Regions from separate parts of the Mus musculus genome. Here region 2 is linked to region 1. A link is a contact called in ENCODE Hi-C or POLR2A ChIA-PET data. All regions are on one chromosome and are shown on one strand. Each heading gives the region's core, a stretch centred on a gene start or an enhancer-like site at or near the end of the contact. The rest is flanking DNA. Distances are from core to core; before and after follow the strand shown.

The links. Hi-C counts contacts between places; a loop is a spot of excess contacts on that map. ChIA-PET counts read pairs that join two places held with the same protein, here RNA polymerase II (POLR2A).
Region 2: a map of T-helper 17 cell shows a loop between it and region 1 (4-fold over the local background). The contact joins the promoter of Fhl3 here to the promoter of Rragc in region 1. A Hi-C loop is called at or near these places in 2 of 37 maps with a recorded cell type or tissue (T-helper 17 cell and regulatory T cell). POLR2A ChIA-PET finds 5 or more read pairs at or near these places in 1 of 5 experiments (Patski).

What each region holds. Positions count from the first base shown.
Region 1 is chr4:123,915,919-123,919,066 of GRCm38, forward strand. Rragc (Ras-related GTP binding C) reads left to right here and starts at 1,515. Exons shown (of 7, transcript NM_017475.2): 1 at 1,515-1,849. The coding sequence starts at 1,616. It also overlaps D130007C19Rik.
Region 2 is chr4:124,699,182-124,702,329 of GRCm38, forward strand. Fhl3 (four and a half LIM domains 3) reads left to right here and starts at 1,518. Exons shown (of 6, transcript NM_010213.3): 1 at 1,518-1,670.

The DNA of each region.
Region 1 (3,148 bases), core at 265-2,764:
CTTTAAAAAAGGGGTTTCTAGCTAAGGCTGTCAAGGATGTGTAGAGTGGGCTGACTTAGAACTTTTTGGGGGGAATTCTACACCTGCCTCAGATGTACTGAGATTTACGGATGTGGGCCATCATATCATGCCTGGCAAAGACACAATTTCATTTTTCATTGTACTGGTTATTATAATTAATGCAGAGATAATATAAAGTACATGGAGTGTGCATAGGTTCACATGTAAATAGCCTATACTAGGAATCTGACCGTCTTCCAGTCGGTTAATCGGATTAAGGGTGTCCTGAAAGCATTCTCCCATTGATACTGAGAGACACACGCATATTTAAGTGCATTCTGCCTGTCTATTAGGTACTGTGGAGTTGATATTTTTTAGGTGAGGTTGTGACGGCCTACTAGAGCTTACTTTTCTCTCTACAGTCAGATCAGTCTGTCTGAGTAGGAGATGAGACTATGTGGTAGAATTTTCCCTAGCATGCGCAAAAGACCCCGAATTTCATCCTTAGCCCTGCAAACAACAGTCACTTTGTAAAACCAGAAGCCCTATCCCTACCCCAACTCCTTTTGAGTGTACACGGCTGTATTTTAAGGGTTGTCAAATTTCCACTTCTGGGAGTCCGAGACATTTACAACTTTCTGAAACATACTTTGGCAGTAATCATTTGCCTTCATTAGCCCTAATTCCTCTAGTCTCTAATCACAAAGAAGTCAAGTACTCAGTTGCTGGATGGGTTACTGGAGGGGCACTAGGTGGGCGTGAAGATGGAGTCGGTAGAATATAAGGGCAGCAGTATCCTATCAGCGATCTGCTTACGGAATTAGAAGATGTTTTAGCATGCTCGTATCTGTTTTCCTTATCGGGTTCCAGGTACCAGCATAGGCAAGTTATCACTGAGATTCCTAATTGCCTTTCGCACGTGCCGAATCTATAGGTCTGGACTGGCTCACACACGACCTCCGGTGGACTCACCCAATTCCAGAGCAATTCATCTATCCTCATGGCCTTTTCCCATAAAATCTGTACTGAGTCAACTTACACAGAAGTCCAATCTCTGTTCAGCTTCAAGCAACTTGAGGGCATGGAGGGGCAATTCAGTTTCCAGTGCCTTCCTGGTACCCAGGACCTGACAAGCATCACTAAATACTGGCAGGGCAGCTGCAACAAGGGAGGGGGGCACAAAGAATTCTTACCCAGACGCCTAGAAGCTTCCCTGCGTTGCTCTCGGAGCCCGGAAGAAGGCGGGGAGCGGGGAGCAGCCCAGCGCGCGCATGGAAGGCCGAGGTGCGTTGCGGGCTGTGCCCCCAGGGCGAAGGCCCGGAGGCCGACGAGAGGCGCGGCCAGGCCGAACTCCTCGTGACGCCTCCCCCCCTTCTGCCGCTGCTAGTCAGGTGATTCCGGGCACGTGATAGTACCACTTACCCTGTTGTCCCAGAGTGGCAGCCCGCCCAGCCAATAATAAACCGAAGCTTGGCGGCGGCCCAATCGGAGCTGGGCTTATGGGCGGGCCCTGCGGCGGCTACTGCCGGGGGCGGCGGCAACAGCGGCGGCCTGGGGAGGCGGCGGCCTAACCTGGCCTGGCCTGTCAGGGCGCGGGCGGTGGTGGTCCAGCACCATGTCCCTGCAGTACGGGGCGGAGGAGACGCCCCTGGCCGGCAGTTACGGCGCAGCCGACTCGTTCCCCAAGGACTTCGGCTACGGCGTGGAGGAGGAGGAAGAGGAGGCAGCGGCGGGTGGCGGCGGAGGCGCGGGGGCCGGCGGCGGCTGCGGCCCGGGCGGCGCTGACAGCTCCAAGCCGAGGATCCTGCTTATGGGGCTCCGGCGCAGCGGCAAATCCTCCATCCAGAAGGTGAGCGCCCCGCAGCCGCCGCCTGCCCTTGGTTTTGCCCGGCCCACGGCGCTCAGGTGGCGGGTGCCCAGGAGGCCTGAGAGGGTGGAGGCCTGGCGCTGCGTCCCCGGGCACTGTCCACACCTGCGAGCGCAGAGCCTGGGCGCGGTTCGCCCAGGGTCCCCGACCTGGGCCTCCGAGGGTCGAGGGGGGCCAGGAGGCGACGCTGGCTGGAGGGAGGAGGCAGGTGCCGGTCACCGCCCTAGAACTCCTCCCTTCTGGTCGCTGCCCTTGTGGCGTTGACGAAACCGACCCGTCGTCCCCGGTTCTCACGCGGAGAACTTGGTGAGCGTGCTGTCCCGCCGCATCTCACTTAGGTGACAGGAGTTTTCAGGGATCTCCTCCCAGCCTCTGGACCGTAGCGGCGCCTGAAAGTGTTGTGGCGAAGACACTGGGCATCTCAGTGTTTGTTGTCAGTCTGTTGGAGACTTCTGTAAAAACATTTTTTGGGGGGGGGGGCGGGGGGGGGGACTCTATCGCTACACCTACTTTATTTAGAACTTGTAGCCCTGTGGTTGCAGTTACAGGTGACAGTCCCCAGTAGCTGGTCACAGCGATCTTTGGAGACGGTTTTGCAGGCGGACAGACATCAGTGCATTTGTTTTCACTTGGGTCCGTCGTGAACGAATAGAATGAATGCCTAAGGCTTTGTATTTTTAGGGAAATAGAGGCAGGGTTGATTTCTTTCAATCAGCCATTCCCATTACAAACAGAGCGAACTTCTGGTAAAACTACGGTCACAGACAACCATGCTTTCCCCATTTCCACTCTGACACAAAGGTCTGTCCAAACAGAAATCTCTGGTATTTTGTAGGGGTGGTGTTTTTAAAAAGCAACATCGCTGCCTACCCCCACATCTTCCGCCCCTGCACTTGCTGGACAACTGTTTTATTTTCTCACGTCTGTGTCAAAGTTAGACCTTTGGGGGGAGTGCTTATGCTAAGTAACTACCACTTGAAACCTATGAGAACTTTTTCTCTCTTCCAAGTTAACACTGAGAGACAAATTTGCTGTATGTTAGGGTTGTATCAGGCAAGCCTTAAAGCTACATCTCCAGCCCTGCTGTGGTTTTTTTGTTTTCTTCCTGTATAGCAGGCTGGCCAAGAACTGACTATGTAGCCAAGGGTGACTTTAAGCTCATCCTGAGCTTTCAGGTACGAGCTATCAGGTTGGCTTGGCTTGGTGCAGGTGCTGGAAGCCAGGGTATTATGCATGATAGGCAGGCTCTGGGACCACACTGAGCTACACCTTTGGCTCCCT
Region 2 (3,148 bases), core at 268-2,767, 780 kb after region 1:
TTCCTCCTTACAAACAAACAAACACCTCTAGATTGTGTCAAGTTGACACAAAACTAGACAGTACAGTTTCCCACCATTGTCCCCACTTCAGGTCAGGACAGACAGACCCCTCTCGCTGTCTACTCCAACCAGGAATGATAGTGTTTCCTGCATTCCTGTACATAGAGCTCCCTAGACCTGGGAGACAAGTCCCAGAGGAAGGGCTCACCCTCAGACTGTCTGATAGTAGGTGCCTGGCAGGGAGTGGCAGGGGGTCCAAATGAAAGCAGTGTGTGACATTCATCCCTCATTTACTGCAGGTCAAACACTGGAGTAGATACTGGGAATGCAGTAGTGAAAAAAAAAAAAAAAAAAAACCGACCCAACCTCTGCCCTCGTGGCATTTGCAATTTAAGAATCAACAACATTTAAGCAATCCTTTAACTCTGAAAGAAAACCTGGCCTAGAGGCTGTCTTAGGACCTAGCAACCAGACCCCTGATACAGAAGGGAAGGCGCCACACCAGCCTTGAAGGGTCTTAATCCCCAAAATGCTAGCAAGGCTGGATGCAGCCTTGAATTAGGGGGGGCCTCTCTGGACATCTGAATCATCCCCGAGACGCAAAGGTTATTACCAGGGTTAGTTTGTTGTCTCTTGTTTTGCAAACAGCACAACAGAGCTCCCCCACCCCCACCCCGCCCTCCAGATCAAGGCTATTTATTCCTAGTGACAAGCCTGAGGATCCCAAGGGGGGTGGCCTCAAGGACCTGGATGGGCCTCGTGTCCCTGGCAGACACTAGTCCTCCCTTCCCGGAATAGGGTAGAAGCTGGAGGATCAAAAACTGCACAAGTTCCCTCCCTTCTTAACCACCCCTGCCTGCACCAACCACTCGCACTGTTCACACACCCTCTCGAGAAACCCAAAGCCAGGGAGGCCGAGGATTAGGGTCTCCCTGAGCCTCAAAGGTCAAAACTATTCCTGGGCACTATAGAAACCTCAGTGCCAGGGCACAGTTGAGGATGGGGAGGTTGTTGCCTGTGCTTTCGCCAGTCGCTTATAGAATAAAGCCCTTTGAAATTGAGGAGGATAAAGGCTCGCTCTCTTTAGCCCAAGTTTCTAGAAAAAAAAAAAAAACCTTGATCTCCGCTGGTAAGGCAGAATCAAAACCACGCCTCCAGCCGGCTGGATTAAGGCCTCCTTCCCAAGCTAAGGTTTAGTGTAACATCTGGGGATGAGCTAGAGGGAAAAGAGGAAGGGAGGTCTGGTCTCCAGATGGACTCTAGCTAGTCCTAGGAGCTCTGCACCCCTGGCCTGAGATCGCTTCCAGCCGTCCCCCGGGGTCCGAAGGGCGCAGGAGGCGGGTTAAGCTGCAGGGGGCGAGCAAGGAGTGGTCGAGGAGGTCAGAGCACCAGGTTCGACTGGGCTGGGCTCGCCGCAGGCAGGAGGGGGCGGGGTCTGGCCCTTGCGGGCGGGTTGGGGGCCCGGGGGCGGGGTCCGGGCGGGGCGGGCCCGAGCACTTCCTCGGAGGCTTAGGGCCGCGCGCCCACTCGCCCACACAGTCAGTCGCAGCCGGCTACCTCGCCGCTGCTCTCTCGGCCCCCCTCCGCCTGGCCCACAGGTAGGAGCCGCCGGGCGATCGGCTCCCGCCCCACCCACGCCGCGCGCGCCCAGCTCCCGCGCCCGCTTCGAGGTGAGAGTCCCCCGCCCCAGCTGCGCTCGGACCAGGGTCGCTCTCTGGGCCCCTCACCCCTGTCTTCTGCTGGGGCATCCCGAATTCGGGACCCCACGCGCCTGCACGGACCCCACCGCTCCGCGCCTCCCGGCCGGGCGGGGACCGCCAGAGTTGCAAGGGGTGGGGACCAAGTTTGAACTAGAAAAGCTACAGAGATCAGCAGGGTTGGAGAAACTGAGGCTCTTAGGGAGCCTGGTAGAACAGACAAGGACGCGCGCCCCAGGAGGCTACCGGGACCACTCCAACGAGGGCAGAGAATGGCCGGATGAACTTCTCGAGGCACGGCGGGGACCCGGGTTCTGGGGAGCATTTTAAGAAGCAAATGTATGGCCCCAGGGAACTCATTGCTAGCACCCTTCCCAGGGCCTTGGAGGGCCCCGAGGCTGGAGCTTGTTAGACTAGCGCTAAATCTGCCTCCCGGAGGCCTAAAGAGACTCTCAGGTCAGAGACATAGAGACGTCGAGAGAGACCAAGACTTGGATATGAACAGGGATAGAGATCCCCAGAGTGGAGGCCCTACTGGGACACAGCTCCAGAGATACAGGAACACCTTCACCCAAACACAAAGACGGGTACTGACTAAGCTCAAGGGTACTGAGAGGTACGGAGTGGAGGCTAGAGTTCGCTGAGGAGAGACACCTAGTGTGTTCACTGACAGCTGCCCCAGGCTTGAAAGGGTGGAGGCAAGGCTAGGGGGAAATTGACTCTTAGCCAGCCCATCCCCCAGGAGGCAGAGGACCTGAGGCTGTAAAGCTGAGCTGAAGAGAGAGAGAGAGCCCCATACACACACAGCCACTAAGACAGCGCCAACTTATTTTTAAACTCAAATCTTGGACGCTCTGCTTCAGCCCTAGGGGACTCTGGGGTGAATGAAATGTCCCTCTCCTGTTCTCGGAGCAGCTGCAGGATCTGCTCCCTTCGCCCTAAACTGCTTTGACTTCCAGGCCCTGTGGGGAAGAGGGGCAGTGGAGAGTTTGGGATTGGTGCCTGGTTGGGGGGGGGCTCTAATTTCTCCCCTAAGTCTCTTGTCAAGGGGGAGGGGTCTTCTCTGAGTTACAGCTGTGGGGTCTGGCCAGGGTCCTCCTGGACTTGGGATGGGCGGGGGGGGGGGGTTGCGGGAGGCGGGGAAGGGGGATATACTAAAGGGTTGAGCAGTTGGCATGGGTAATTGGAAAGACTTCTGGGTGTCTTCCAATGGCAGGCTGGCAGCCGGGGAAGACAGCCAGCTCTAGTGTATCTCCTGTTCGCCCTCCCTCCCCCCCAAAGGATGACTGCCCCTTCCACCACTACCAAAGCATTTCTAGGCAGAGTTCCCCTCTGATGGATAGGACACTTCTGCTCCAATTGCTGAACAGCCTTGGCCATGCCCCTAGCCTGCCCCTGGTATCTTGTACTGAGCTCTAAAGGGGACCTATACTCTGTCCTTCCTTTTCGTA